Regions from separate parts of the Homo sapiens genome. Here region 2 is linked to region 1. Evidence: chromatin loops called from intact Hi-C (ENCODE). Cell type or tissue: CD14-positive monocyte. All regions are shown on one strand. Each heading gives the region's core, and the rest is flanking DNA. Links, peaks and the distances in the headings are about the cores only.

Region 1 (15,663 bases), core at 6,766-11,765:
GGTCTTCCTCAAAAATAAAAACAAAACCAGACCATAGCTGAAGAAAGCAAGATAGACAGCTTCTCACAGGAAATTTCTCCAAACGGCAAAGGTAGTTCAAGGTAATTGGGGAATGCCTCAGATCTGTATTGTGACCTGTTCCATTGGTTTTTAATATTTAAAAATATTTTGTTTTCTTGGCATAGACGTTAAGTCCATGGCAGTATTAGAGTGTGATTTTAAAGAATATTATATTAAAAGAAAATGTTAGAAGATGTATTTGGAATTATGAAAAGCAGTTTCAGTACATATTAAAATAAAATGCAGAAATTGTAAACCACTTCTCACTTCCTAATTTCTAGCAGTTAATGATGCAACATATGAGTGATTCCTCAGTCAGTCATATCTGCAAAGACTGTGTAAACATCATTCTTGTTATTGCACCTGCTAGTCCCTTAACGACATTTGCATAAAAGTTTGTATTCACTAAATGCATCAAACAATGGTAGTCTAGAGAAGCACTAATGAGGTTCACGTACTGTTGTGAGGCACATCTAAAAGAATGATTAGAAAGCAATTTTAAGACATTAAAAAAAACTAATCAAAATATAATTCATCTTAGCCACAAGATATTGGAGTTGTATAATCTGAATATGATAAAATATTTTTGGGGTTCATTTTATTTTTTTAAAAAATTAAAATGTTGAAACCCTAAAAACATTACACAAGGCAGTTGAAAAATATTGCATTATGTATCAATATAGCCTTATTGGATAAAAATCTTCTGGCATCTTAAAACTGGTTTATGAGGTATACTAAAGAATTACGAGAAAGCTGGAGCTACTAAGTTGATTCAAAAGGTTAAAGTAGTGTGTAGCATGTAGCTCGCATATCAAACTAGTCCTGACTGCTGAAAAGCACCAGGCATGGACACTCAATCACCTAGTAGAGCGATCTCGGGAGATCTTTTTCCGGCTCCCCACAAGTGCTCCTTGCTTTTCAACAGTCCACCATGTGCATAAAATTAACAACATGCCACAATGGCTTCTTATATCATAAATGGAGCCCCTTAAAGTGATATCCCTTCCCACACTTTTGCAGCCTTCCGGTGAGAATTACTACTGGACTCTGCTTATTTGAACAGAAGGTGTGAATTTAAAGGCATGAACAAATACGCCAGCCATATATTAGCCATTCTTAGTAATGTACAGATGCTTGAGTTACTTGTGAGCTGTGTCTGGCTTCAGAAACCTATTTCACTAAAGACTAAATCTTAACCAAAACATCTTTTGGGAGATTGAAGGTGTTCCAAACAGTTATCTCTACTGAATTTCTCAGTGCACTTTTCATTTTTCACATGGTTATTTTAGCACCATGTAGACCCAACATAATCACCTACTTCTGTGAGGACTTTCAGATCAAACTTCTGTAACTAGCCACCAGTTGAATAATCAGCAATTCCTTACCAATTAGATGATTAAAATGAGGAAACATAGAGACATCTAAAGGAAACGTTGAAGCCAGTTGAAGAGTTAGTTAAAAAACAATTTGTCTGTGGGAGTGAGAATGATGGTGATGATGAAGATGATGATGATATTGGTGGGAGCAAAATAAACATTTACTTGAATGCTTATTAATGCCACTATAGTAACTCTTTTAATCCTCACAAAATCCTGTGAGGTAGGTACTTTTTATATCTCCATTTTACACATCAGGAAACTGAGGCAAAATGAAAGTAACATGCTTAAGGTCACACAGCTAGTAACTGATGGACGCTGAATTTCTATCCCAGCAGTATGTTTCCAGGGCCCACCTCTTAACTACTATGCTTAAATACCATAAATGACCTTACACTATGGTGCATCCAAGAATGACAGGGACATCCTCTGGGGCAATATGTCTGTGTCCTTGAAAAGACAGACTTAAAAGATAGACCTAATGGAAGACCTCATCTTCTATTCTTCTTTGACTTCCATATCTTACTCAATTCCATATAGGCAAGGTCAATCACATAAAGAAGATTTTAATTTGCTTCTATTAATTTTTGTAATAATCTTAAGATTTCCATACCTAACAAATAAAAATACAAGATACTCAGATAACTTTGAACTTCAGATAAGCAACAAACACTTTTTAAAAGTACAAATGTACCCCAAATATTGCATGGTATATAATTACTTGAAAAATAATTTGTTTTTTATATGAGATTCCAATTTAACTGGGTCTCCTGTATTTTATCTAGCACTCCTAAATAAGCTAAGCTTCAAACCTGAATGCTGGCACTGTAAAAATCACTCTTTCATCTCTTGGAGGTGTTGGAAAAAAAACAACAAAACAAAACTTGCTTTAAGTTTGTCAGGCTGGAGACTGGGTTAAACAGATCAGACATGGTGTTTCTATCAATCACATCTATATTCCTTGGGGTTCTCCAAATTGTGTTGAGAGCTGGGGAGGTGTGTTTAGCACACAGGTTATTATGCTTTGATAGCTACACAGCACTGGAAACCCATCATTTAGATTAAAATGAAATTTCTAAATGTTGTTTTAATGATGTGAGCACCACATTGCAAATGGGCCTCTTTGCTGTGGTCTTTAAAATAAAGTAATTGACCCTGACGCCATTCAACTTGGGACACATAACTCACGTCATGGTCAATTATCTCTTGGTGACTTCAACACAGTGGGAGCCATTGTCCACATAATGACTGTGGGGCTTGCAGAACCTACATAACTGCAAGGGGCCTCTTGAGTGCCTCACTTGCAATATAAGGGCTAACCAGTATTCATCTTTGCACCCCAGTACTTAGCACTGTACCTGGCACATTTATATTTGCAACAAATGCTTACTGAACACCTACTCTGTGCTAGGTGAAGGGGGTCACAGGAGGTAACGAGTTAGGTCCTGCCCTTGTTATTATAGGGTTTACAGTCTGGAGAAGGTGTTCAATAAATAAGAGTAGTACAGAGACCAATTCTTTGGGAACTGGAGGGTTTCTTAGCTACTTTGCACATAGATGAGGATATTGAGGCCCAATTATAGGCACCATATTGGGAGTTGGAAGACTGGGGCTCAGAAACCAACTTTTCCATTTAGCCTTTGAACAAGTCACTAAACTTCTCCCAGCCTCAGTTTCCTTATCTATAAAATGGAGATATTATATTCTATGTAATAGAATATATATGTAATAGAATATACATGTAATATATATATTATATGTAATATAATATGTAATAGAATAGAATATATATGTAATAGAATATAATATGTACATAGAATATCGCTACCTAACTGTTAAGGCAAAAATGAGATAACGGTCTAGAAAGTTAAAAGCATTATATAATTGCAAAAATAATGTTTAAAAACATAGAATTGAGATTGCCCAGTTGAACACTTAAATCTAGAGAGATAGCTTAGCATAATGGTTAAAAGCAGAGATGCTGGAGATAGGCTTCCCAGGTTTATATTCAGCCTCTGCCACTTACAGACCATTGAACCTTTAGCAAGTTATTTAACTTTTTGATTTTATTTTATTTTGTTTTATTTTATTTTATTTTGAGGCAAAGTCTCGCTCTGTCACCCAGGCTGGAGTGCAGTGGCGTGATCTCGGCTCACTGCAATCTCCGCCTCCTGGGTTCAAGCAATTCTCCTGCCTCAGACTCCTGAGTAGCTGGGATTACAGGGATGCACCACCACGCCTGGCTAATTTTTGTATTTTTTTTAGTAGAGATAGGGTTTCACCATGTTGGTCAGGGTGGTCTTGAACTCCTGACCTCGTGATCCACCCACCTCGGCCTCCCAAAGTGCTGGGATTACAGGCATGAGCCACCGCGCCCGGCCAAGTTATTTAACTTTCTATGCCTAAGTTTCCTCATCTGTAAAATGAAGACAATTATGATACTTACCACAAAAGATTATTGTGAGCATTAATTGAGTTGAAACATGCAAACATAATAAGCACCCAATAATTGTTATTGACAATCTAAATCTATTGCAACATTGGAGTATGGGAAAATGCGTGTGATGTTTTTAGGCCAACAAGGCAAACTTCCCATTTAATAGTCATCCTTCCATTCCAACATAGAGAGATTCATTTTGAGAATGTAGCAAAAAGAGATGTAAATTACACTGTCTGTGTCTTAAAAATTTTCAGGTCAAGAGATGTTTTTATAATAATGTACTATGATCAGAAACTTCTAAACAGCTCCCACATCAAAATATCAGCAATGGATAATGAAGAGAAATGGAAAACTGATTTATCCATTCCTAGTCAATAAAGAAAGCATGCAGTAGCTGGATTGGAAATACCCCTGCAGAGTGAGATTTACAAGACATAATATTGGAAGACAGATTTATCCCAGTTGAAAGTGGACTGCTGTTGAAGAAGGTTCCAGTGGAATTTATAAGACAAAGTCCTTGAATGAGGACTCAGAAGCCTTGGGGAGTCATGAGGTTTGCTCATGAGGCTTGCTAGGCACAAGCTGATTTGCATTTTTAAGAAGGCCAAAGTGTTTTCTGAAGATATTGCTGGGAAAAGAAAAAAAACAACTCAGGGCAATGGCATCAGCTTTGTTTAAAACTTCCTTTTACTCAGGACTGTCGGGCTGATAAATCAAAATTATGTGTCCAGTGAGGAAATGGGAAGTAAAACTGTTTCCAAAAGAAAAAAGAAAAGAAAACAAGTGATTCATTTTGGCCTAAATAATTGAAAATGCAGAAAGTCCAAGTGTTCCTGGCTGCTCAGCCCTGTGCTTACTTGTCACTTTTGCTGTTGTGTAGCAAATTCTATGATGAAGATTTGGAAGACAAGCTGCCAGCCTTGGCAAATCTTTAAACTATTTGGTAAAACCAGTTGGAACCCAACCCACAGCTACTTACAGGATTTGACTTCCTGTTCGCATGGAGCAGGATTCAGAATAAAGCAGTAGAACCATGATTGTGTTTACTTTGTGTAAAAGAAAAAAAAAAGAAAGAAAGAAATGAAGGAAACAAGAAAGGAAGGAAAGAGAGAAGGGAGGAAAAAAGAAAACAATAACTTAGAAATGAAAAAAAGAAAAAATGGGGCTGAAAAGTAGCCTTTCTGAGACATCAAATCAGAATTCTAACTCTTACACCACAATGTCTGCTGGGCATTTGGTTCATCTTTGGGGCCCAAGTCACATCTGAGCATAGCCCTCTAAGTGACTAAGACTCAAACAAAATGCAGAAGGTGAGCTTGTTAACGGCTCTGAAATATGATAGCTTTGAGTGGTAGTACCACCAATCAGAGAAAGTCACTGCACATTTTATTGGTGTCTAAGTAGAACATCAGCAACAGCCCAGGGAATAGGATTTCATGGTTTCTCAGGGTTTTCCTGCCAGGAATCCCAGGAACATTGGAAAATATCCATCCCCATTATACAACACAATAGAAAGAGTTAAATGACATAAGTTGTGCTACCTTGCACAATCGGTGAAAAATGCAAAGGAAGGAGATTTCTTTTTTCTGGCTGAGGCAATTGAGGAAGGCTTCCTGGGGACAGTGGCTTTGGAGCTTATCCCTGGAATATTGTAAGAGTCAATAGAAATTGGGCAGCAGGAGGGGTTACGGAGTGAAAAGTGAGAGAGAAACAACTCAGGACTCTCTGGTCAGTAAGAGTATTTATAAAAATGGAGGGTGGTTCTGAAAAGTTAGACAAGAGTAGTAAATCTAATTACATGTCTATTTCCAATATGAATGGAGATTAAAATTCCCTTTCCTATTTGTCAACACTTAATATACTACCGTGGAGAGTGGAATATTTATACTTTGTCCTAAAGATATAATTGGCTTTCAAATGTACAACTATTGGACTCATAAGATGGAAAGGGAGTAAAAGGATTGCCTAATGTAACTCATTAGTCTATGAGTAAAGTAACTGTGTAAAGTGGTTGGTTAAAAGGTCACAAAGCTAGTCAGCAGCAGGGCTGGGACTGGAATCTTAGCCTCTCGGTTCCAAATACAGGGCTTTCCCCAGGACATTACCCTCAAGCAGTTGGTAGAGATGCTTGGTGAATATATGGGAGGAGCCATTTATATGCTTATGGACCAAATAAAGAAACTGAAAAGCTGCTACAAGACCAATACCCAGCCACCACCCTTACAGGGCTCAGCAAAAGAGAAGGAAATTTAAAAATTCAGGCTTTGACATACATGGTTTATCTTTGCAAAGAAGATTTTACCCAATCGTGAGTGAAATAGAAATGCATTTTGTATAGATAGGAAAAGAAATGATTTTTGTTTTTAAGTTTCACCTGGGGTCATGAAGAGAAAAGGAAAGTGATAAAGTTTTGTTCATCAGTAGCTTTTGTTCTTGACTAACTGGCCTCAATTAATTTACAGAATCTTAGTTTCCATTCAACCAAGAACCAAGGAGACCTCACTTTGCACAGAAAGACAAACTTTGCATGTTCTCTCTTATTTGTGGGAGCAAAAATTAAGAACCAATTTCTGATAGGATAAGTTTAAGTATATGCCTACCTTCCAATAAAGAATGCCCTAGACTGTGAGGTCCCTGAGGTCAAGGAGTATTTTATTCACCTCTGTATCCCCAACAGTGTGTCCCATTGTGGCATTCAGTTAAAGTCTGTAAATGGATGAAGACATCCCTATAGAGTTTTATTCTTTCATAACTTGCCTTATTAAAATGACTGCCACCCAAATCTCAACTTGAGTGTTGTTTTGGCATGTGATGTGATTTCCCGAAACATGCCTTGTGGTGGATGAATCCTTCAGCTGGGTTTAAGGACCCACTGCAATATAGATTAGATAACATTCCTTTTTCTTTCTTTCTTTCTTTTTTTTTTTTTTTTAAACAATCTGTTTAATCAAGCGCAACTTCTCTTTCCCTAACCCAGGACTAAACAAGTCAGAGCTTTGCCTTTCTAATTTATCAGCCAGTAAATTACAACAGCAAAAGTCTTGTGTATGGCCAGGGATTTTCCACTCAGAGTGAAGGAGATCCTGAGGGGCCAGGCATAGTGGATTTGATATGTGACTCATGGTTTGGGTAGCATTACTTGTGAACACAAAAAGGTCAAGCAGGGAAAAGCTATATTCCATAAATAATAGAGTAAAATTAAAAGTTCCTCTCCATGACACTGGAATTTTGAATGCTGCTATAAAATGATTAATCAGAAGATGTGTCATTTGTGTAAGTAAGAAATGAAGGATAACTAAAGAAATGGGAAATAAGGCAAATTTAAAAGGCATAATTAGAATGTAAAGGAGAAGCAGCTGAAGATACCTAATTTTCATATTGTGCTGATTTTCATAAGGAGTATCATTTCTTTTTGTAGCCTAATATTCTCTATAGTTAGCAGAAAACAATAGTTTCCATATATATTTATTGTGTTTCTGGTTGTATTTCCATTCTGAAACTTAAACATTCATTTGTATGTTTATGGTTAATTACATTATGGTTAAGTGTATTAAATAATCATTCAACTTGACTTCCAGGTGTTAATTAGAAGTCTTATTCTAAACTTGAATCATTTTAAAACATTATAAATTTGCATAAAACATACAAATAAGAACCAATTATTAAAGAACTCTTACTTAAAATAAAAGAGGTAGCTAGATGGTCTCTGAGGCCACTTCCAATTCCATAAGTCCAATGACTTTAAATGGCTGTGGGAGTAGAAACAAACAGAACTACAATTCTCTTACTTCCTAATTGCTTTTTGCTCTTCCCAGCTGGCATTTTGGATTCATGTTTCACTTGTAAGGAGGTCCTTATTTCCTGTGCTTTGGTCTCTCCAACTAGATGGTAACGTCCTTGTGGCACAATCCAAGCTTCTAGTGCTTCCTGTAAGGTTCTGTGCCCAGTGGGCAGAAATGAGAATTAATGGAGTAAAAGCGATGGATTCCCTGATGTGGGCTAAATGCACTGATCATCATTTGTGAGATCTGGAATGCTTTTCTAACAGGTCTTGAATTTGACCTCTGACTTCATACCAAAATGAAGGAAGGAAATATGGCAGGTGTCCAAGAAGTGTGAAATAAAAGGATAAAAGGATGAAAGGGCCGTAGATTGTTCTCAGCTTGGGACTAGATGGAGAAGGCTCTGGGCTTTTTTGGACAAATAAGAATTTGAATTGTTTTTGAGTTTTCAATGAAGCCCATGTAGGTCCCTGAACAAGATGGCAGGATGGCAGTCAGGGTGTGAGCAATGGCTGTGCTGATGGGAAGAAGTCATCTGTTCAGTGTAGCATCTGCTTTTGTCCTATTTCCTTCTCTTGCCTTGGAGGAAAGAGATGATGGAGTCTTCTGGGCAGATTTTACAGTGATTGATTGATTCGAAGCACAGAATGTTAGTACTGGAATGCTATGGAGCTGAGGAAACAGACCAGAGAGAAGTTACTCAGCAACTTGGAACAAGAACTCTGATATTCAGATTTCCTCTGAGTCCAGTGTTCTTTTCTCCACATCACTCTGAGAATGTTCTACTTGACCTTAATCTTTTTCCTGCTTTCATCCAATCTAGGCATTCTTGTTTTTTGCTGTCTTAAACCACAGAATGTTTGAATACACACTACATTTGGGGAGGGGGGTTGTTTTGTTTTGTTTTATCTTGCTCTAGCCCTTCTGGGAGATAAGCTCATTTAATTTATCTGCAATTTAGATTATGAACAACCATCCTTCTTAGATTAGACACGTCTCATCAGAGGTCACTCCATCCTACATTTTCCTCTGGTAAAAATAAGCATTCTGAAAGGTGACCCAGTCATAGTAGGGAAGAGGAACACAGGGGACTCCCATGACTGTGATGTATGATGATATTTCTGAAGAAAGTCATAACCATTTAGAGGCCAGGTTTTGATGAATTGCAGGAAATGGCGGATTTGCAACCATTCCAGAATTCCCAGGGACTGATTGTCATCAAGCGATGATAAGAATTTTAACTAGCATATTGTGGAACCCAGATCATGGCTAGGACTCGGGCCGAAGTGTTCTGTTTGGGTCTCCTGTTATATAGCATTTGCCTCTGGGAGAAGAGCTTAAAATTATTTTTAACTTGCCTGAGTCTCATTTCTATTTATCTGCTGAGGTCAGGAATTAGCAGTAAGGGAAAAAAAAGCATACTGCAAAATGCTCTGCCATGAAGTCAGACTGCACTCATCCTCCCTCCCCTTCCAAAAGGAATATTTTCTCCCAGGAAACAAACCCACATGATGGAATCATTAACTTGGGCACAGAGCTGGCAGGGAAAGGATCAGCCTTTCTTCCTACATCATTGGGTCTCCGGCCTTCAACAGCCATTGCTGCTAAATCAAGATACAGCAGGGACGTAACTGGGCATTCTGACCACCTTTGATTTCTTGGTGGGAAACCAATAAATATCAAGATGACAGGATAAGAATGCAACTGAGCTGATGGAAAGTATTTTCCCACTATAGATTGTGATGACTTGGTTTCATTAGAACAGTTGAGGGTACAGCCGATAACTAAAAGCAACAACAGTGAACAAAGGCTTGGTGAGGAGACTAGCATCTAGGAGTTTCTCCTTCTTCTGACCCTTTGAGTAACCCCATTGCTGAAACTCTCATTATATCATTTTGAGAGTGCTGCTGATCTCTGCCATCTCATTTGTAAGCTTTTCTCCATCTCCCTCTCTGTCAAGCATGGTATTAAGCAAATAGTACACTCTCCAAACACATGTTTTAAATTGATTTCTTTCTTTTGGGTGGTAAACCCAAAGATAGGATTTTGTAGAAACAAAACCAGATCTTCCCCCTCCACAGTTATTAAATTATCCAAAGCAAGAGATATTTTTACCAAAGCCTGTAGTGTTTTAATAAGGCCAGCTATTTAGGAAGTGGTGACAATGTGCAATCTGCAAAAAGGGGAAGCCTCGGAGGTGCTGTGGTAATAATGCAGTTACTTAAAGAACATTTAAACTACAAATATCTCTGTGGTTTTTTATTTGGTTCCATATGACAGTCACTCTGAGAAATTTCTCAAACCTTGGCTAATCACTTTAAAATGTAAGGCTTAGCAAATAATCATACTTCCCCAAATGCTCTGGTCTCTTCAAACTTTACTTTTTTTTTTTGCATTCGATAAAGGTACGCAATTCAATGCAAAGAAGAGCTAGGGAGGAAAATTGAGAGCATTTTAGCAGACAGGTGGAAAAAAATAGCTATAGCCCTGAAGTTGTAGGACAGTTTCAACTATCGATATGGAAAATAACTAAAATGTGATGAAAATGTAGGAGAGTCACGTCTTTTGAAGGCCAAGCGTTTGGTTCATTGAAATTGTGGGATGTGCCTGGTTTATGTGAGTGGAAAGAAAGTTCTTGCTTACAGGGACTGAGCCCCAGTGTTCCAATGTGTGCTGGGTCACATTAAAAGAAGCAGCTGGAAGTGTGTGTGTGTGTGTGTGTGTGTGTGTGTGTGTGTGTATGTGCATGTCTGTGTGCTTTAACTCAATTTGGAATGACATTTGCTCTTCTCAGCATCTCTTAATTTGACTAGTCATTAACCTAAAGTGGAAATCTTGCGTATGATTCTATGTTTCCAGTAGGTGGTGGGGTGGTAGAACATGTGGATTCTGCTGACGCCCTCAGGGAGCTAGTGACTAGGAGGAACATTAACGTGCACTGCAGTGCAGCATAACTATGACTTTCTGAGCTCTTCATTTGACCTGCAGAGAAGGAGCAGTCCAATGGTTTGCCTGGTCTCACAAGGTTAGCAGGAGGCTCTAACTGAGCTGTTTCATGAGCGGTAGTCTCGTTGAACCAACTACATTACGAGTTTTTAGAGAGCAAATGGCATGCCTTATACTTTAAAAACGTATGCCACTTCTTTTAAAAACCCTTCTCTGTATCTGGCACAGTATATGAAAGGAGTTTAAGATACACTTGATGAATTAATGAGAAACAGCTTCAGATTGGAAGTTCTGCAATTACTGTATTGTCATAAGCTCATTCCTCAAAGCGTTCAGGTTTGGGTGTACTCACTATGTCCCCTCGCCTGCATCCACTCAGATGTACCCCAGGGTAATCCTCCCATTTCCCACTGCAGGCGATTTCCATTCGTGCGTCTAGCGTGGGGGGCCAGTGGCTAGTGAACCCGACCATCAAAACCAGAATCTTGAAGAGAATACAGAACTCTGAGCTGGATGATGATCTAAGGCACCACTTACACTGACATGCTAGTATGTGCAGGGTGAATGCATTTCTATATAACTCCTTTTGATAATAATTGTAGTTGACATATTTTAAGTGTCAATGATGTACCATGATCCAAATCTGGATATACACTGTTACTTTTTCTTAGAGCACCATTTAGGTTAGGTATGAGCATTCCTATTTTACAAGTAAGGAAATCAAGTCTCAGGGCACATAGCAAGTAAGTAGCAGAACTGGGATTTGAACTCATGTCTCTCTGGCTCCACAGCCTGTGTTCCTGCCACCAAGGATACTGCTGCTCTAAAAGCAGGAAACCAAAAACTAAAAAAAATTCAGTTCATAACAGATATACAAATGCACATCTGCTTTAAGAGGTTGTAATGTTGAAGAATTATTCTACATGCTCTTATACCCAACTATGTATATTTTTAATGGACTTAGGGCTTTCAGTTTCATAAATAAATATATCTTCTGCTCTTTATTGAAATTAAATTAAATCGTTTGTTTGCTTATTTACTTATTTATTGTAGAGACAGTGTCTGCTGTGTCACCCAGGCTGGAGTGCAGTGGTGCCATTATATCTCACTGCAGTCTTGAACTCCTGGGCTCAGCTATCCTCCCACCTGAGCCTCGCAAGTAGCTGGGACTACAGGCATGTGCCACTATCCTTGGCTAATTTTTTTTTTTTTTTTTTTTATAAAGACAGGGTCTCTCTATGTTGCCTAGGCTGGTCTCAAACTCCTGGCTTCAAGGGATTATCCCACTTCAGCCTCCCAAAGTATTAGGATTACAGGCCTGAGCCACAGCACCTGGCCTGCTATCTCATTTTATCTTCACAATAACCCAACGTATTATATAAGGCTGAAATTATTTGGATTCCAGACACAGATGGTAAAAACAAGGTTATGAAAAGGTAAGTAACTTGCTCAAGGTAATTCCTCTGGAAAGAGGCAGACCTACTAACCTCTTCCATGTCTCTTCACTCTTCTCTATTTCATAAATAACTCCCTGCATAGCAGAACTGGCCCATGTACCTAAAGACTGCTATGAGCCCATTGTGAGTTATCAGTCGCCATCATATAAAAAAGTCAATGGAGAAGCCATTGAGGTAATCCTGGGCCCCCATTTCCCTGTGCTACATTCTGTTTATGACTTTAACATGACTCTCAGGGTATTCATAGAATCATTCTGTATGGATATGGAAATGTAGTTGGAGGATTTGCAGTTTAAATAGCCGCAGCATTTCTCCAAGTTTCAGCTTCAGATTCCTTTGTTGGGATGACATCTTTGACACAGCAGGAAACCTCTAAGTGATTTGGAATGTAAACAGGCTCCATGATTGTTTTCACAATTGTGTCTTAGCTGATAATTTGCATACCTAGCTGTCAGGCTACCTAGCAGTGCCCTCCCCTCCCCCATTTCCACAACACTATAAATGGAATCTGGGGAGGCTGCGTGGACTATTGACTTCCACTTAACAGTGGGTGGCAGGAATTCAGAAGTTTAATCCCAGACCTGCCTGCTACTAATTTCCTGGATGGCTTTTGGTTCATCCATTAATCTCTCTCTATCACTGTTTCCTTCTCTGGAGGAGATAGCAAGAATAATGGGATGTTTTATGCATTAACACATTTATGATCCTAATGCGCTCTGTAAAAGCATGGTTTTCTGGGAATGCTCCACAGTAGAAGGTAAATAAAAAAAAAATCCAGTTCCTTGTTCTTTAATATGAAATATTGATGGAATCTATCTTTTTGTGACTGCCCTAGTTAGAAACTACAACTGAGATAGACTAAAGAACTGAGTGGTTTACTGTATGAAAAACACTGTATTTTCAAATGCTCCATCCTGGGCTACCAAATAATAATCACAGAGGTAACTGAAAGTAAGGATGAGTACATGAGGGTACTATTTTAGCATCAGGACTAATAAAATTAAAATCTCATACTTTCTCAAGAGGAGCATTTTCATTAGTCATGGTGGATATGAAGCTGAAACTGGTCTCATTAGGACTCTGGCTGGAAGTACTTAATTTTTTTTTTTATAACACAACACTTTGGTTATGCATTTTACAAATATTTTACTGCATCAGTATGACTTATATGAGACCAGGGAGGACAAAATAACCTCTAAGATGTCATTCTGGATGAACTGCATTGCATATTCTCTAAGAAATGTCCTTGCCTATTTTGTCTCCATAAATTCTTCAGCCTCCTAGGAAGAGATGGGAAAGCTCTAAGGAGAACTCAAATCATGTGTGCAGTGACCCCATGCAAGATAGAATTAAAATGTGTTCAGTTATAAAATTGCAGTCCAGTCCAATCTTATTTTTTAAAAATAATTCTACAATTTAAATGCGCTGGCTTGTTTTTACTCTTTGACATTTTCTTTATTCAAGGACTATTGTTTCTGACATAAGAACTGGGAAAGTTAGCAAATAATCAAAATTAGTTCATTTTTAAAGAAACCATCCAACTGCATAGATTTTTCTTTGTAAGGAAAATTATAGTGTCTGTCATTTCAATGCATTACCAGCCAACCCAATCAAAGTGGACCATGTGGTTATATAAAAAAAATGTAACTGAAGATAAATCTGGGAAAAGCCTTGAGGAGAAAAGTTACTCAGAAACAGGCCATTTTGCAAACTATCCACATTGTGCCTTCAAAAATATCTCTTATTGGAAAATGATATGGAGGGTATCTGTCAATAGACCTGAATATTGCATCATGGAAGACACAGTGTGTAAAATGTAGCAAATGCAAGAACTTTTTTGGAATTTATTTTTTGGGTTTTCCCAATCCACTTATCCATAAATCATTTGTAATTAGTATAGTCAAGGGAATAGGTACACTACTCATGTGAACTTACGTGCAGTACACCAAAAAGCTATTTGATAAGATTAATAATATAGCAGGAGACATGCAGTTTAGATTCATTTAAGTAGTAATGAATCCCATGTAACTTCAAAATTGAAAATGCCCTTTTAGAAACTTTCTGGTGATTGTGGTCTAGGATATTCAGATCTACTTTCTTGTTAAAAGCAATAAAAATTGCTGGTTAAAAATTTCATTTAAAAATTAACTTTGAATTGCTGAAAGAATGATGAGGAAATTCCAGGTCAATTTATGGGTGAAAGTCTGTATCCAGACAGGTAGCTAGAATATTGGCATATACAGGCTTCTTATGCCCTTATGCTATTTGTCCATGCAACACATTTAGATTTGGGTTAGTGGCTCAGTGGAGTAAGAGGGACAAAAGTCAAGACCCAAGTCATGTTGAAGTTGGAGAGCTTTATGGGATATTCTCCCTAATTAAGTTGGCACTCAAAGAGCTACAGACTTAGGGCTGAACGAGGACTAAACTCACTCTTTTCCCCTTAATTTTAAGGTGTGTAGAAGAAAGTTTATCCATGCTGAGCACAGCAGTAGAAGAGAAGGATGTGAGGGAAAAATTTAAAACAGAAATCCCTATCTCTGAGATAGCTACAGACTGGTACAGATTTGTAGCCTGGACATATATAATCTGGGTGAGCGTAGATCTCAAGCCTTGGTTTGAGATAGTGCATGCATAGTAGTATACTAGATGCCTGGCAGAAAGCAAATACAAATGCTCTGTGGTGCAAAGAATTACTCATCCTAGGTTGCAGGTTATTTTTCAGGGACAATGATCAGCACGTGTTCAAAGATAACTAGACACCAAAGCAAACAAGGTGACATGAGTGATAACTAGCAAAAACAACAGACAACAGCAGAAATAGGTCAGCCCAGATATCATATTTGGGATTATTAGGCATAGATTATAAAACAAGTAATATCATCAAGTTCAAAATAATAAACAAAAAGTTCAAAAATATCTATAGGAAATAAAAAACCATAAAAAATGACAAAGAAGAGACTTAGGGCTTCAAGTTCTTTCAATGTAACAAAAACCTGGAAAAGAGTAGAAATCACATCACTTCTTATTCCTGGAGCTTCTTCTCTGATTCTGATCAGCAATACAATTTTCAACATGGTCAATGAATATACCTCAAAGAATCAGGTAACAGAATATATCTTGTTTATGCTGTCTATGACATAGTTATCTCAGAAAGTCAGTGGAAATAATTGTTCATGACCCCTTCTCACACAACATAAACCTCCAAACAAACAAGAATAAACTGAGTTCCATTTAGTTGCTTTTAGCATATAGTAAGTAGAAATATAAATAATCACTATTTTATCTTTTTACCACATAGGATGTTATTTTAGCACTTATAGACAGAGGAAGATTCAGGCATAGATGAGACAATCTTATTAGGCAGCCTTTTTACAAATCTCACTCCTAATAACAAAGACATTCCTATTCAAATTCAGCATTCCTATCATTGAACAGTTCATCTTCTTTTGAGTATTAACTGTTTCTACTCTAGAATCTTTCTGAACATTCATGTTAGGACATGTTTCCTGAATGTGTGTGTGTGTATGTGTATATAGTATGTATGTATGTGGCATGGTATGCATGTACATGGCAGGTGTGTGTGTGGAGTGTGTGTGTGT
Region 2 (15,663 bases), core at 4,026-9,025, 170 kb before region 1:
TGGCCTCAAGTGATCCACCTGCCTCAGCCTCTCAAAGAGCTGAGACTACAGGCATGAGCCATGATGCTCAGCCTTATGTTTCTTTAACTGGGGTTTAGAGAGAGGCTGAGAAGCTTTCTCAAAATCACAAAAACCAGGAAGGGCAGTGTTGCTACTTGAAAGAGAATAGTAACTGCAAATATGCTTTTAAAAAATAGCCAGGTTAATAATATACTTAGATGTCTGCTTGTCTTTGGTCTGATATGATTTGTTAACAGACTACTGGAAAACAGCCTTATCATCTCATATATGAAATTAGACCCTTAAACAGATAGAAAACTATAAATTTTAATGTTATTAGTGAGCAAGTGATACATAAGTTAGGAAGGAGAAGATGTGGAAGAAAATAGTGACTTCAGTGAGGAACTTTAGGAAAGCTGGTAAAACTTGGGTCAGAAGTTGTGAGGACGCCCTGATGAACAATTTTGATAAAACTGAAAATGTCAGGTGAGCTAAATCTCTGCAATGTTTCTCATCTATTTTTGATTTTGTTCAGCTGGGAAATAACCTCAGAAGTTTTTCTTCAGTGGTTTGTTTTTCATTTGCTGGAAGTGGGTGTATGGTATACATAGCTATTTCAACTTAAAACAAAAAGTACAAGGAAGATGAGAATTAACTCCAGGACACAAAATTGGAAGAGGTTCCCTTTGAACGGTAAAGATTTGCTTCTTCATTTTTCTAGGTCCCCCGTCTTTACCACCCGCAATGCACACTTAAGTCCTGGGTGCTTCCCCATTGCAAAGGGCCAACTGGAAAATGTGTGTGGGCCTGTGGATGTGGTGGGGAGAAGGCAGGTGGAGAAAGAGAGAATGAGATTATTTGGCTAGGAACAAGTATAGTAAGAGTATAGTTTAAATAGGAGCCTCAGAAATAATCCCCCCAACCCCTGGCTATTTTCTTTTGTCTCCATAGTTTTGCCTTTGAACCAGTATGCAGCCTTTTCAGATTAACTTATTTCACTTAGCAATGTGGATTTAAGTTTCTTCTATGTCTTTTCATGGCTTGCTAGCTCTTTTGTTTAGCACTGAATAGTATGCTATTGCTTCACCTACTAAAGGACATCTTAGTTGCTTCCAAGTTTTGTTGATTATGAATAAAGCTGCTATACACACCTGTGTGCAGGTTTTTGTGTGAACATGACTGTGATATTTTAAGGTCATACCTATTGAGGTATAATTTATATACAGTAATATTCACTCTTTTTAGTGTGGAATTCTAAAAGTTTTTTTTTTTTTTTTTATTTGAGAAATCTCTATTAATTCTCCTTTTCATATTTTTTCTTTTTTTTTAATTTTTTTTTTTATTATACTTTAAGTTTTAGGGTACATGTGCACATTGTGCAGGTTAGTTACATATGTATACATGTGCCATGCTGGTGCGCTGCACCCACTAACGTGTCATCTAGCATTAGGTATATCTCCCAATGCTATCCCTCCCCCATCCCCCGACCCCACCACAGTCCCCAGAGTGTGATATTCCCCTTCCTGTGTCCATGTGATCTCATTGTTCAATTCCCACCTATGCGTGAGAATATGCGTTGTTTGGTTTTTTGTTCTTGTGATAGTTTACTTTAAAGATAGTCTACTTTAAAGTTCATATGGAACCAAAAAAGAGCCCGCATCACCAAGTCAATCCTAAGCCAAAAGAACAAAGCTGGAGGCATCACACTACCTGACTTCAAACTATACTACAAGGCTACAGTAACCAAAACAGCATGGTACTGGTACCAAAACAGAGATATAGATCAATGGAACAGAACAGAGCCCTCAGAAATAATGCCGCATATCTACAACTATCTGATCTTTGACAAACCTGAGAAAAACAAGCAATGGGGAAAGGATTCCCTATTTAATAAATGGTGCTGGGAAAACTGGCTAGCCATATGTAGAAAGCTGAAACTGGATCCCTTCCTTACACCTTATACAAAAATCAATTCAAGATGGATTAAAGATTTAAACGTTAGACCTAAAACCATAAAAACCCTAGAAGAAAACCTAGGCATTACCATTCAGGACATAGGCGTGGGCAAGGACTTCATGTCCAAAACACCAAAAGCAATGGCAACAAAAGCCAAAATTGACAAATGGGATCTAATTAAACTAAAGAGCTTCTGCACAGCAAAAGAAACTACCATCAGAGTGAACAGGCAACCTACAACATGGGAGAAAATTTTCGCAACCTACTCATCTGACAAAGGGCTAATATCCAGAATCTACAATGAACTCAAACAAATTTACAAGAAAAAAACAAACAACCCCATCAAAAAGTGGGCGAAGGACATGAACAGACACTTCTCAAAAGAAGACATTTATGCAGCCAAAAAACACATGAAAAAATGCTCATCATCACTGGCCATCAGAGAAATGCAAATCAAAACCACTATGAGATATCATCTCACACCAGTTAGAATGGCAATCATTAAAAAGTCAGGAAACAACAGGTGCTGGAGAGGATGTGGAGAAATAGGAACACTTTTACACTGTTGGTGGGACTGTCAACTAGTTCAACCATTGTGGAAGTCAGTGTGGCGATTCCTCAGGGATCTAGAACTAGAAATACCATTTGACCCAGCCATCCCATTACTGGGTATATACCCAAAGGACTATAAATCATGCTGCTATAAAGACACATGCACACGTATGTTTATTGCGGCATTATTCACAATAGCAAAGACTTGGAACCAACCCAAATGTCCAACAATGATAGACTGGATTAAGAAAATGTGGCACATATACACCATGGAATACTATGCAGCCATAAAAAATGATGAGTTCATGTCCTTTGTAGGGACATGGATGAAATTGGAAACCATCATTCTCAGTAAACTATCGTAAGAATTCTAAAAGTTTTGACGATTACGTCTAATCATGCAGTCAACACCACAATGAAGACAGAGAACAGTTCCCTCACTTCCCTACATTTTCTTCTATTACATTTTAGTTCATCCCTCTCCCCACCCCAGCCTTTGACAATCACAAGCTTATTTTCTGTCTGTATACTTTTGCCTTTTCCACATGTTGTATAAATGGAGACATACTCTGTGTGTCTGTGTATGTATGTGTATGTGTCTTGAGAAACAAAAACAAAAACAAAAGAAAGAAGGCCTACAGGATCACCACACTTGGTGAGACTGGCATAGCTGCTCAGCCAGAATTCTCCATGGCGAAGTCCTGAGTTTGAAACTCTCTTAACTGTTACCTGCTAGTGGAAAACACTTGGCAAGTCAATGGATATTTGAGCCTAAGTTTTTTCACCTGGAAAATTGGGGGTGGGAGAGGGTTAATACCTAGCTCACAGGACTATGGTGAGTATGAGATGGGATTAAATATGTGAAAAGGTTTAAAGCACTAGCAACTGCCCGCATCAATCATTAGAGATCCCCTGTCCAACATTGTTATATGTGAAATCTAAGGGAAAATTAGAATCAAGGGCCCCCTTGAAACCACAAGGAGGCAAGCAAAAGTGTGGAAGACATGGGAAGGACAGATCCACTCTTTATCTTGATGGTGGTGGTGGTGGTGGTGACAGCAGGGGTCGGGTGGGTTCTGGCCTGATCCAATGTGTATTTGGAGTTTGGCAAAGTTTCTTTTCTCACTGGCATCTCTGTCTTTTCTTTCTACTGGCTGCTTTCCTTCACAAGTACCCCCGCCCCCCGCCCCCCACCCCCCACCAAACCAAGCATACAGGCCCTGAAAATGTAGGGTAAGGTGTAATTTGTTTCCCCAGAATTCAGAGCCAAAATGTTTTACCTTTCAGATCTTAGTGCTTGTCAGCTAAAAGTAAACCATAGTTTAGCTTCACCTAATTTCCCAATAAGCGTTGCAGTATATCATGAAACAGAAATGAAATTAAGTGCTCAGGAATTTCTCATGCACCAACCGCAGGCTGCAGCAGGTGCTCCTCCCCTCCCAGCCTGCCTCTGGAGAGTTCCCTTGTGGAGGTTGTTATGACTTTCCTGTTTAGCAAGGGTCTGTGTTTTCAAACCATCCAGGTTTTGATGTGTCTGGCAGGTTGGTAACCTTGTCCCACCTTCCACAATAATCAGTTTTGCCTCCCGAGGTTGTGACAAAGTGACTAGGAGCTCCAAGGAATGGGATCTCCCAGCTCATCTTCTCACATCGATTAGGGTTTAGTTTGTGAGGCTGGTGGGCAAGAAGACGTTCTTGCACAGCATGGAAAGGAAGGGGCCATACATTATGAGAGTGAACTTTTTAGGCTGGCTGAGAGGGGATAGACACACGCGCCATGCCTGGAGAGCTCATCTTTGGGGGCTATGAGGTATCTAAACAGTCCTCTTTTGCTGTGTCACTGCCTTTATTACTAGACAGAGGCAGTGGCTATTGTATTGTGATGTGGCTGTACTGTTACGGTTTAAAGAGCAAAATCCACATCCCTGAATGTGAGCATATGACAGTGGCCAGCTCATAAAACAGGGCCCAGATCAGGCTTTAGTGGTGCCTACACATTGAATGAGTGAATAAATAATAAATGAATGTGTGAAGTCATCTATGGTCAGTAACCAGGGAGGAAATAGTTTCCGGATTGTAAACAGAACCACTGGAAGGGCCCCAGTGGTGGGAAGGGAACCATTATCACCTTGGTTCTAGCTGAGAAGGATGTTCCTGATGGGAGAATGGAGACTACATGGGCTTAACACAGGGATCTGGTGTAGGAGCCATGGCAGAGGGCCATGGGTGCCAGGCTAAGCAGTGTGGGCTCTATCCCGAAGGCAAGGAGAGAAGACAGTAAACATTTTTTTTTTCGTTTTGTTTTGAGATGGAGTCTAGCTCTGTCACCAGGCTGGAGTGCAGTGGTGCAATCTCGGCTCACTGCAACCTCTGCCTCCAGGGTTCAAGCGATTCTCCTGCCTCAGCCTCCCGAGTAGCTGGGACTACAGGCACGCGCCACCACACCCAGCTAATTTTTGTATTTTTAGTAGAGACGGGGTTTTACCATATTGGCCAGGATGGTCTCGATCTCTTGACTTTGTGATTTGCCTGCCTTGGCCTCCCAAAGTGCTGGGATTACAGGCATGAGCCACCATGCCCAGCCGACAGTAAACATTTTTAAGCCTAAATGTGATATGAATGCAGATCTCTCATCTATCTATCTATCTATCTATCTATCTATCTATCTATCTATCTATCTATCTATCTATTATCGATCTATCTATATATATAGTCTTTCTATGGACTGAAGTGTGTCCTCAAAAATTAATATATTGAAATTCTAACCCTGCAAAGTGACTGCATTTGGAGGTAGGGCTTATGGGAGAGAAATAAGATTAAATGAGGTCATAAAGGTAGAGTCCTAATCAGGTAGGATTGGAGTCCTGATCAGATAGATCTGCCATACAACAAGAGGAAGAGAGAGGGAGAGAGCTCTCTCTTTCTTGGAATGCACACACTGAGGTAAGGCCATGGGAGGACATGGTGAGAAGGCAGCTGCAGTGCCCTCATCAGATGCCAACCCTGCTGGTATCTTGATCTTAGACAGCTTGTAGAACTGTGAGAAGTAAATTTCTGTTTTTTAAGAGACCCAGCCTATGGCCTTTTGTTATGGTAGCCCAAGTTGACTAAGATACAGAAACAAAATGAGACTAGCCAATTCTCCAGGCCCAATCAGGATCTGGCAAGGATGGTCACCTGAAATTGTGCAGGGAAATTTAACAAGGGTTGGGGGCCGTGGATTATCTCTCAGAGATGAGGCAGAGAGAGACCACCTCCCCAGAGAAAGTACAGATGGCATCAGGTTTGAAGCCTTGGCCTCAACATGCTCCTGAGGCTCACTAAATCCTTAAGAGGATGCATAAAGAAGAGACTCACATTGTGGGTTGACATTTGCAGGTTGATCCCAGGATTGAGACTCTCCAGATTTGAGTGCCAAGTCCCAGATCAGCACAGGCATGGCTGCAGCCCCAAGTGTGATGAGCAGAGGTGTGGTCAGCCAGCATGGGGCCTGGTACAGAGGCTGGGCGGGGACTCACCCTGTGTAGGGAAGCCCAATATACAGAGGCCAAGAACTTGTATTTTCTTTGTATCCTGTCAGCAACCTGTGCAGTAGCAAATACCTAAGAGGTTTACAAGCTATGTAGGAAATATTTGGCAAGAACAGTGATCTGTTGTGACATGGCTTATGCATGTGTAAATTTTTTCCTAATCACGATGTAATCTGATTTTGTGGCTATGTAGCCAGTCAGGGATTAGAAAGGTAGGATTTAAGTGTTACCAGACAGCTCATGAAATAATTGGTTAAGTAGTCTTCAATTAAGTGTAAGTGTAGACTGTTAAAAGCACAATAAATCTCTTATAGGTGTTGGAAGTACACCCCAACCCTGCCCCATCTGTCCTCATTCAAAGCCCCTTCCTCCCTCTTCCTTCCCCTGTCCCGAAGAATGACATAATTTCCTCACTGGTTGTCAGTCCTACATGATCCTTATGTGACTGGGCAAATAAACAGCATCTGCCTCATCATAATGGCTAATAATACCAGGTCCCTTCCAGGAAAGTTTCAAAATAAGAGAACTAGATGAGAAAAGCAATTGCCACATATTTATGGCCTTGAATGTGCTTGTCACCGTGCCATGTCCTCTTACGCATTTCCCCTTTTCTCCCAATCATCATTGTGTTTTTACTCCATTTATTGAGAGAGTCATTTTGAGGAACAAATGGTTTCGTTAAGACACAGGCAGACCTGGCCTGATTAACTCTAGCAGGATAGGTCTGACCAGAAGAGGCCAGGGCATGAACCAATCTTTGCCCGCTGGACTGGGAGGGAGATGATTTGAGGAAATTAAATCCAATAGGTAGATTTAAGGTGGTAAACTGGCAGGTACCAGGCATAGGAAGAGCCAACAGAAGGTGACAAAGAGTCTAGCCAGGCCAGTGGGGCAAGGCTATGGGGATTAACAGACAGGGATCACAATAATAACCAGCATTTATTGAGGCCCCCACTATGTGCTGGGCACTGTTAGATGGTTTCTTTGCAGTATCTGTGACTCTGACATAAAACTGATGCTCTAGCAAATTTAACACCCTTTAATGCTCATATCAATCATTCAAAGTAAAGATTATTATTAATGTGATTGTACAGAATGGAACAAAGCATTGAGAGGTTAAGTCCCAGACCACACGGCTACTAAGTGGTAAGGCTGTAAGTGAAGTCCAGAGTTGACTCCAAAGGCCGTGATCTTCCTCACCACAGGCACACACAGGCACACACATGCACACACAGACACACACATGCACACACAGACACACACATACACACACATGCACACACATACACACACATACACATACACAAATATACACATTATGCCTGGATAGACTGCGGCCGGAGAGAAGTTCACTCATCCAAGTAGCAGCCCAGCTTCCCTGACTCTGTCACTTCACCTCTGGAGGCCTGGAGGGTGATGGTTAGGCTTTGGGACTATTGCAAGCTCAGGCCACTCCTTAGTGATGTGGAGCAGGAAAGATCTGGTTCTCCAAATATCTTTTACACAAAAGCTGAGGAATAAATTGTGGGCCAAGAAAGGAGGAGAGGACTGTGTGGGGCTCAGAAATATGAAGATAATAATTTAGGGGAACAGAGGAGAAAGGAAGTAAATAAGGAAAAGAGAAGGGGAGTGGGTCAGGGCAACAGGGCCACAAAACTAATGAACAGAAGGAAGGAGTCTTGGAAGTTATGGAGACAATGGGCTAATTAAGTCAGCCTGCAACTTGGTCACAGGTGGGACCAACAGCTTCTTGGACTTATGCACAATCAGAAGGCCCTAGGGTCATGTGAGTTTTGGGTATGTATGTATGTATGTATGTATCTATCTATCTATCTATCTATATCTATCTGCCTATCTACCTATTATCTATCTACCTACCTACCTATCCATTTATCTATCTATCCATCCATTTATATCTATCTATCTGCCTACCTATACATTTATCTATCCATCCACTTATCTTCTATCTATCTATCTATCTATCTACCTATCTAGCCATCTACCTATCTATTATCTATCTACCTACCTACCTATCCATTTATCTATCCATCCATTTATATCTATCTATCTATCTATCTATCTATCTATCTATCTATCTGCCTACCTATACATTTATCTATCCATCCATTTATCTTCTATCTATCTATCTATCTATCTATCTATCTATCTATCTATCTATGTATCTGCCTACCTATACATTTATCTATCCATCCACTTATCTTCTATCTATCTACCTACCTATCTACCCATCTACCTATCTATTATCTACCTACCTACCTACCATTTATTTATCTATCCATCCATTTATATCTATCTATCTATCTACCTACCTATACATTTATCTATCCATCCATTTATTATCTATCTATCTATCTATCTATCTATCTATCTATCTATCTATCTATCTTCATCATCATCATCATCATCTCTATGAACTGAAATGTGTCCACCTAAAATTGATAGGTGAAAACCTTAACCCTCAATGTATTATCAGTGTTTGGAGATAAGACTTTTAGGAGAACATTAAGATTAAAGGAAGTCACTCATGTTCTGAATGTGTTATAAATTCAATTTTCCTGTCTGAAAGGTATGCAGTGGTGTAGGCGGTATGTGTTTAACCAAAAGAAGAAACTGAATTTTCCACTATTAATGGGAAGTACATAATAGTTTCTATTTGTGTGTTCATTACCTATGTGGTGTTTCAAATTAGTATTCCTGTTGTAAAAAGCTACCACTCTCTTAGGCTTCATCTTGCTTGAGGGCCACTTCCTTCATCTTGAAACTTCTCTGGTCTCTGTGATTCGCATTGCTTGCTGGTTCTCTTGCAGCTCTCTGCCTTTCTTTTGCGGTTCTTCTAGTTCATTTTCATCAGCTCATCCCTTAAAAATTGAGCTCCAGGCCAGGTGCAGTGGCTTACACCTGTAATCCCAGCACTTTTGGAGGCCAACGCAGGAGGATCTCTTAAGTCCAGGAGTTGGAGACAAGCCTGGGCAATATAATAAAACCCCGTATCTGCAAAAAATACAAACATTAGCTGGGCATGGTGGTGCACACCTGTGGTTCCAGCTACGTGGGAGGCTGAGGTAGGAGGATCACCTGAGCCTGGGGAGGTGAAGCTTGCAGTGAGCCGGGATCACACCACTATACTCCAGCCTAGGCAACAGAATAAGACCCTGACTCAAAACAAACAAACAAACAAACAAAAAACAGAGGAATTGAGCTCCACCAGTTTTACCAGGTGGCTATTGCTGCATAACAAGCAACCCCTAAACTTAGTGGCTTTAAATGATGGCCACTTATTTAGCTAATAGTCAGTACATCAGCTGATCTCAGCTGGGCTCCTCCTCTATCTGTGGCCTGCTACCAAATCAGCTGGAGCCTGGCTGGTTTAGGATAGTTTTAGCTGGCACGGCTTGTCTTGACCCCATATGGTGTCTAACCTCCAGGAGGCTAGCCTGACCTTATTCACACAGTGAGAGCATTCTAAGGGAAAGAAGAGGAATGAGCAATGCCCTTGTGACTTGCCCCCCAAAAATTCCAAGGGGAATTTCGTCCAGGCCTGTATTTTCTGATTTCTGATTTAGAACAGAGGATGAGCACGTGATCCCGCTGAGAAGTAGGTGTGTTTCTTACAAAATAATTAGAGACTTTTCCCACTTGATCATCTATTCTTCCTTGTGCTTTTCTAACCCCCAGCCTTGACCCTGGCAGGACCCTCCCTTTAGGGTGCCCTCTTTTGCAACTTTTCCCCCTCTTTCTGTCTCTGATTCTCTTCCCACCCCTCAGGACTTTTGTCATTCCCTTAAACAGACAGAAAATTCCCCTCATGACGAGGCCCCCTTCTTCGGGCCTAGGCTTGGACCTTGTACAAAGTCACTTCTGCATTGTATGGAAACAAAGCAAGTCACAATGGCAGTCCAGGTTCAAAGGGTAGAGAAAGAGACTCTCTTGGTGGGAAGAAAGGCAAAGTCCCATTGCACAGAGGTAAAGGTATGGAAAGGCATGAAGAATTGTGGCCATTTTCCCAAAAAATCTGCCTCACTAAGATTCTACCTTTGGTTGTTCTAATGTTCTCTTTAGATAAATTTGACTAATGTCATAGTGTTCCCCTTATCCCATGCCCCATGATATCACATATTGTCTTCTATAAAATTTAATTTTATTCTGTCAAATTGAAGACTGCCTGTACTTTTGTCGTCACCTTAAATAGAAAATTCTGCAGCAGTGCATGGTCCAATTTGTTGAAAGGATTCTGCGTTAGAACTAGTGGCACAGACTGCTCTTTTTCTACCAGAACCAGATTCTTCTCTTCTTTAACAGGAGAACTGATGAGCATTAGCTGGTTATTAGAGTTTCTATGACTTTTACTCTCAACAGGTCTACTTTTGCCCAGTTATTAGAGACTATATTCCCAGCCTCCCTTGCAACATTAATCAGGCCATGTACCTTATTTCTGGCCAATGGGATGTGAACAGAATAAAAGCAAACCAAGGAAGGAGTCTTAGCTGCCCTGCCTCTTCTTCTTTTCCCAGGGCTTGTCCCCAGCGACAGAAACTACATAGAGAATGGCAGAATCATCCTATAAGATCTGGAGTATCTACTTCTGAATTGTGAAATAAGAGAAAAATAAACTATAATCTTATTTAATCTTTGAATGAGGGGTCTTCAAAAAGTTCATGGAAAATGCATAGTATGAAAAATTACACATGAGTTTCATCTTTTTTTGCACCAAAATAAACTTGTACTAACTTGTTTGTCTGAACCCGATCTAGTTTGAGGCACAAAAGATAAGACATCTGTTTGAAAAGAGCCCCAATCAGGGCAACATAAATTCTGCTAAAATCGAAGCAAGAACAAACAACAAATTTATGATGAAGCTTGGGTGGACAAATGGCAAAACCATTGGTGTTTTACAAAAAATTTATGGGGAAAGAGTCCCCAAAGAAACCGGGATTTTATAAATGGACAACTCATTTTAAGAAGGGATGAGATGATGTTGAAGATAAAACCCACAGTGGCAGACCATCCACATCAGTTTGTGAGGAAAAATTTAATCTTATTCGTGCCCTAATTGAAGAGGACTGAGGATTAACAGCAGAAACAATAGCCAACACCATAGACATCTCAATTGGTTCAGATTACACAATTCTGACTAAAAAATTAAAGTTGAGCAAACTTTCCACTCAATGGCTATCAAAACTCTTGTGCCCAGATCAACTGCAGACCAGAGAAGAGATTTGACAGAAATTTTAAACAAGTGGGATCAAGATCCTGAAGCGTTTCTTTGAGGAATTGTAACAGAAGATGAAACGCAGCTTTATCAGTATGGTCCTGAAGACAAAGCACAATCAAAGCAATGGTTACCAAGAGGTGAAAGTGGTCCAGTCACAGCAGAAGTGGACCAGTTGAGAGTAAAGTCATGGCAAAGGTTTTTTGGGATGTCAAGGAATTTTGTTTGTTGACTTTCTGGAGGGCCAAAGAACATAATATCTGCTTGTTATGAGAGTGTTTTGAGAAAGTTAGCTACCACTTTAGCAGAAAAACTTCTGGGAAAGCTTCGCTAGAAACCAATTGTCCATGATGACAATGCTCCTGCTCATTACTCTCATCAAAAAGGGCAATTCTATAAGAGTTTCAGTGGCAAATCATTAGGTATCCACCTCACAGTTCTGATTTGGCTCCTTCTGACTTCTTTTTGTTCCTAATCTTCAAAAATCTTTAAAGGGCACCTATTTTTCCTCAGTTAACAACATGCAAAAGATGCAATGACATGGTTAAATTCCTAGGACCCTCAGCGTTTTGTTTGTTTGTTTGAGACAGGGCCTCACTCTGTTGCTCAGGCTGAAGTACAGCCTTGAACTCCTGGGCTCAAGTGATCCTCCTGCCTCAGCCTCCCAAGTAGCTGGGACTACAGGCTTGTACCACCATGGCTGGCGAATTCTTTTTTTATTTTTGCAGAGATGGGGTCTCACTGTGTTGCCCAGGCTGTTCTTGAACTCTTGGCCTCAAGCTGTCTTCCCATCTTCGCCTTCCAAATTGTGGGATTACAGGCATGAGCCATTGTGCCTGATCCTCTCAGTTCTTTAGGGATAGACTGTATGGCTGGTATCACTTACAAAAGTGTATTGAACTTGATGGAGCTTATGTTGAGGAATTGATTTTATTTTTTATTTTTATCTTTAAATTCCATTTTTCCATGAGCTTTTTGAAGTTCTCTTCTATTTGTGAGGGCTTATATTACAGAGTTTAGCTTGTGCCCTAACTAATATGGTGATGAGAGAGGAGTGTGAATGATGGCAAGTGACTATTGAAATGCCAGACTGGGGTCCCAGTGGCCTGTTGGGATTCAAGGTGGGAGGTGGTACCACTCCTTCCATTTTTTTCTTTTGTTTTCCACATTATTTAACATTTCTTTGGTTTTCTATCTCCTCTTTCTCCAAGGCATTTCCCTTCTGTTCTCTTTTTTGTTCCACATCATTTCCATAGTGGTGCTGTGGGAAATCTCTTATAACCTTGATCTTAAGAGAGAAAATTAGCAACCACAATGGAGGTTAATCATATTATATTAGACATCAAGAAGTGTGTTTTATTTTGAAAAAAACATAAGAGTTAAATATAATATTGTGGGTGTTTGTATGCCCTTCATCAAGCTTCTCCCGATGTTAACATCTTTCATAACCTTCGTACATTTATTAAAACTAAAAGATTAACACTGATATAGTACTATTTGCTAAACTATGCACTTTATTAAGTTTCTCCAATAATGTTCTATTTCTACTCCAGGGTCCAGTCCAGTCTACTATGCTACATTGAGTTGTCATGTGCCCTTAGTCTCTTCCAATCTGTGATAGCCTCTTGGTTTTTCCTTGTCTTTAATGACCTTGATACTTTTGATACTATTTGGTCAAGTGTTTTGTTGATTGTCCTTAAATTTACATTTGTCTGATGCTCTCTCATGGCTAGACTGAGGTTAAGGATGTTGGAAAAGAATACACCAGAAGCGAAATACCCTTGCCATTATACCATGCCCAGGGATACATTATGTAACATATACATATACATATACATACACAAATGTCTGTGTGTGTGTGTGTGTGTGTGTGTGTATGTATTTAGTGGTGATGTTAGCATTAATCACTTGATGCCAGGGCTCTTCACTGTACAGTTAATACTTTCCCATTTTCATACTAGAAGTAAGTCCCATGGTTTGATTAGAATCAGTAGAAGTGAGTCAGTAACTTCAGCCCCCATTCAAGGGGAGGAGAATTAAACTCTTTGGAAGGAAGAGTATCAAAGAATTTGTGGATGTAAGTTAAGACCATTTCAGTAATAAATAAATATTTTTTGGAGATATTTTGAGGCTCTATACTATCCTGTTTCTGCTTAAATCTTCTCTCACTAATTTTAGCTGCAGCAATTATTAGTATGTTCTAGTAGTGATTTTCTATTTTTCTCATTCCTTCTATATTTATCATTGACAGTTAGTCTGTCAAGATTTATTCTTTTTTCCATTTACTTATTTACTTAATCACTTATTTATACCAGTATGGACTTGCAGATACTTATTTTAATATTGAAGTTATAATCCAGTACTATTGTTTATTTTGTTGCTCAGATTGTTCCAGCTATGTTTATCAGCAGCTCTTTAAGCTTGGCACCTGTGTCCTTTTAAAATGTTGATCATTTACTTATTTTTATTTATTATTATTATGGGTACATAATAGGTGCATATATTTTTGGGATACATGTGATGTTTTGATACAGGCATACAATGTGTAATGATCAAATAGGGTAGTTGGGGTATCTGGTACCTTAAGCATTTATCTTTTTTTTTTTTTAGGAACATTCCAATTTCACTCTTTTAGTTGTTTTAAAATATACAATAAATTACTGTTAGATATAGTCACCCTATTGTGGTACCAAATACTAGATCTTATTCATTCTACCTAACTGTATTTTTGTACCCATTATCCATCCCCATTTTTCCCCTCCTCCCTGCTACCCTTCCCAACCTCTGATAACCATCATTCTATGCTTTATCTCCATGAGATCAATGTTTTTTTTAGCTCCCACATACGAGTGAGAACATGCGATATTTTTCATTCTGTGCCTGGCTTATTTCACTTAACCTAATGTCCTCCAGTTCCATCCATGTTGTTGCAAATGACAAGGTTTTATTCTTTTTATGGCTAAATAATGGAATAATACATAATTCCATTGTGTATATATACCACATTTTCTTTATTCATTCATCCACTGATGGACACTAAGGTTGATTCCATAGCCTGGTTATTGTGAATAGTGCTGCAATAAACATGGGAATGCAGATATCTCTTCGATATACTAATCCAAGTATATTCTTTTTGATATATACTTGTGTCCTTTTGATAAAGCCCCATTATTTAATTTTATTTTTTATTTTTAGCACATCTTTTCTTTTTGGCACTATTAGAAGGATCATCCTGTTTTCTATGCTTCTGCTCTAGAATCAACCATTTCTCTAAGGATTACTGGTTTCCCTTACTGGAGAATGATATTTAGAAAATAAGATCTGGACACTAGGTGTGCTCATTGCTACTGGGGTGTCACTGCTTCTGGCACCTCTGAGCAGACACAGCTATGAAATATATGTATATATACTAACTCATGAATATACAGATATCTATATTTATTTATGTATCAATCTATCTCTGAACATATTAAATATGAGTTCATTCTGGTATCTCTGATTCTAATCAAACCACAGGACTTATTGTAGATTTCCCTTTGTTGTTTATTTGTAACTTCTTTCTCTTACAGTAGAACACCCAGATCTCATTAGATTTCCTTATTTGTTCCATCCTAGTATACATGTAAAGTCATTTCAAAATTGTTTACCTGTACCCCTGTGAGAAACAACCAGAGTAGAGTGTTCATGTACAGTTATTCTTGCTTGTAGCTTTACCATATGCAAACAGTTTTCCAGTGTTTCACAGATAAATTTCCTTTTCCCTTACCTTTTTCAATAAAGCTTTGTCATACATTTATAAATAGTTAAATTTATTTGTCACAATTTACAGTATGTCTGGGTTCTGCTGAATATCCTGGTTGATTTAAAAAATGTATATAGTGAAGTTCACTCTTTGTGTTGTACAGTTTTATGGGTTTTGGCAAGTTCATAGAGCCATTTATCCACCACCCCAGGACTATAAAGTACAGTTCCAATATCCTAAAAATTCCTTGTATGGTTTCTTTGTAGTCAACATCCCCTCTCTACCCCTGGTAATCACTGATCTGTTTCCCACCCTTTTGCCATTTCCAGAATGTCATAAATGGAATAATACAATGTGTAGCATTTTGGGACTGGCTTCCTTCAATTAAAAATGCACTTGAGATTCATTTATGTTGTTGTGTCACTCAATAGTTTGTTCCTTTTAACTGTTGAGTAGTATCCCATTGTATGGATATACCACTGTTTATTTTATTCATTCACCTGTTGTAGGACACCTGGTCTGTTTCCAGTTTTTGAAAATTGTGAATAAAGTTGAAGTAAGCATTCACATTCAGGTTTTCATGTGAACAAATGTTTTCAGTTCACTTGAATAAATACCTAGGATTGGGATTACTATGGGTTGTATGGTAAGTGT

The links. Hi-C counts contacts between places; a loop is a spot of excess contacts. Peaks named below come from ENCODE experiments on the same cell type or tissue, not always from the same donor. Only the 100,000 strongest peaks of a DNase experiment are listed, where the experiment ranks them.
Region 2: a loop joins it to region 1, with 2.3 times the contacts of the local background. A loop is called at or near these places in 3 of 110 quality-filtered maps.

Annotation. Positions count from the first base shown.
Region 1 is chr1:221,157,204-221,172,866 of GRCh38, forward strand. No RefSeq gene overlaps it. Among named protein-coding and RNA genes, the nearest start is that of LINC02817, 170 kb to the right of the region's middle. RefSeq lists a silencer at 9,863-9,982. In CD14-positive monocyte, for the core only: no CTCF peak of the experiment used is centred there; DNase peaks (open chromatin) are centred at 6,968 and 9,878; H3K4me3 peaks cover 2,563 bases; H3K27ac peaks cover 1,812 bases.
Region 2 is chr1:220,994,077-221,009,739 of GRCh38, forward strand. No RefSeq gene overlaps it. Among named protein-coding and RNA genes, the nearest start is that of HLX-AS1, 120 kb to the left of the region's middle. In CD14-positive monocyte, for the core only: no CTCF peak of the experiment used is centred there; DNase peaks (open chromatin) are centred at 6,155 and 6,605; H3K4me3 peaks cover 883 bases; H3K27ac peaks cover 1,352 bases.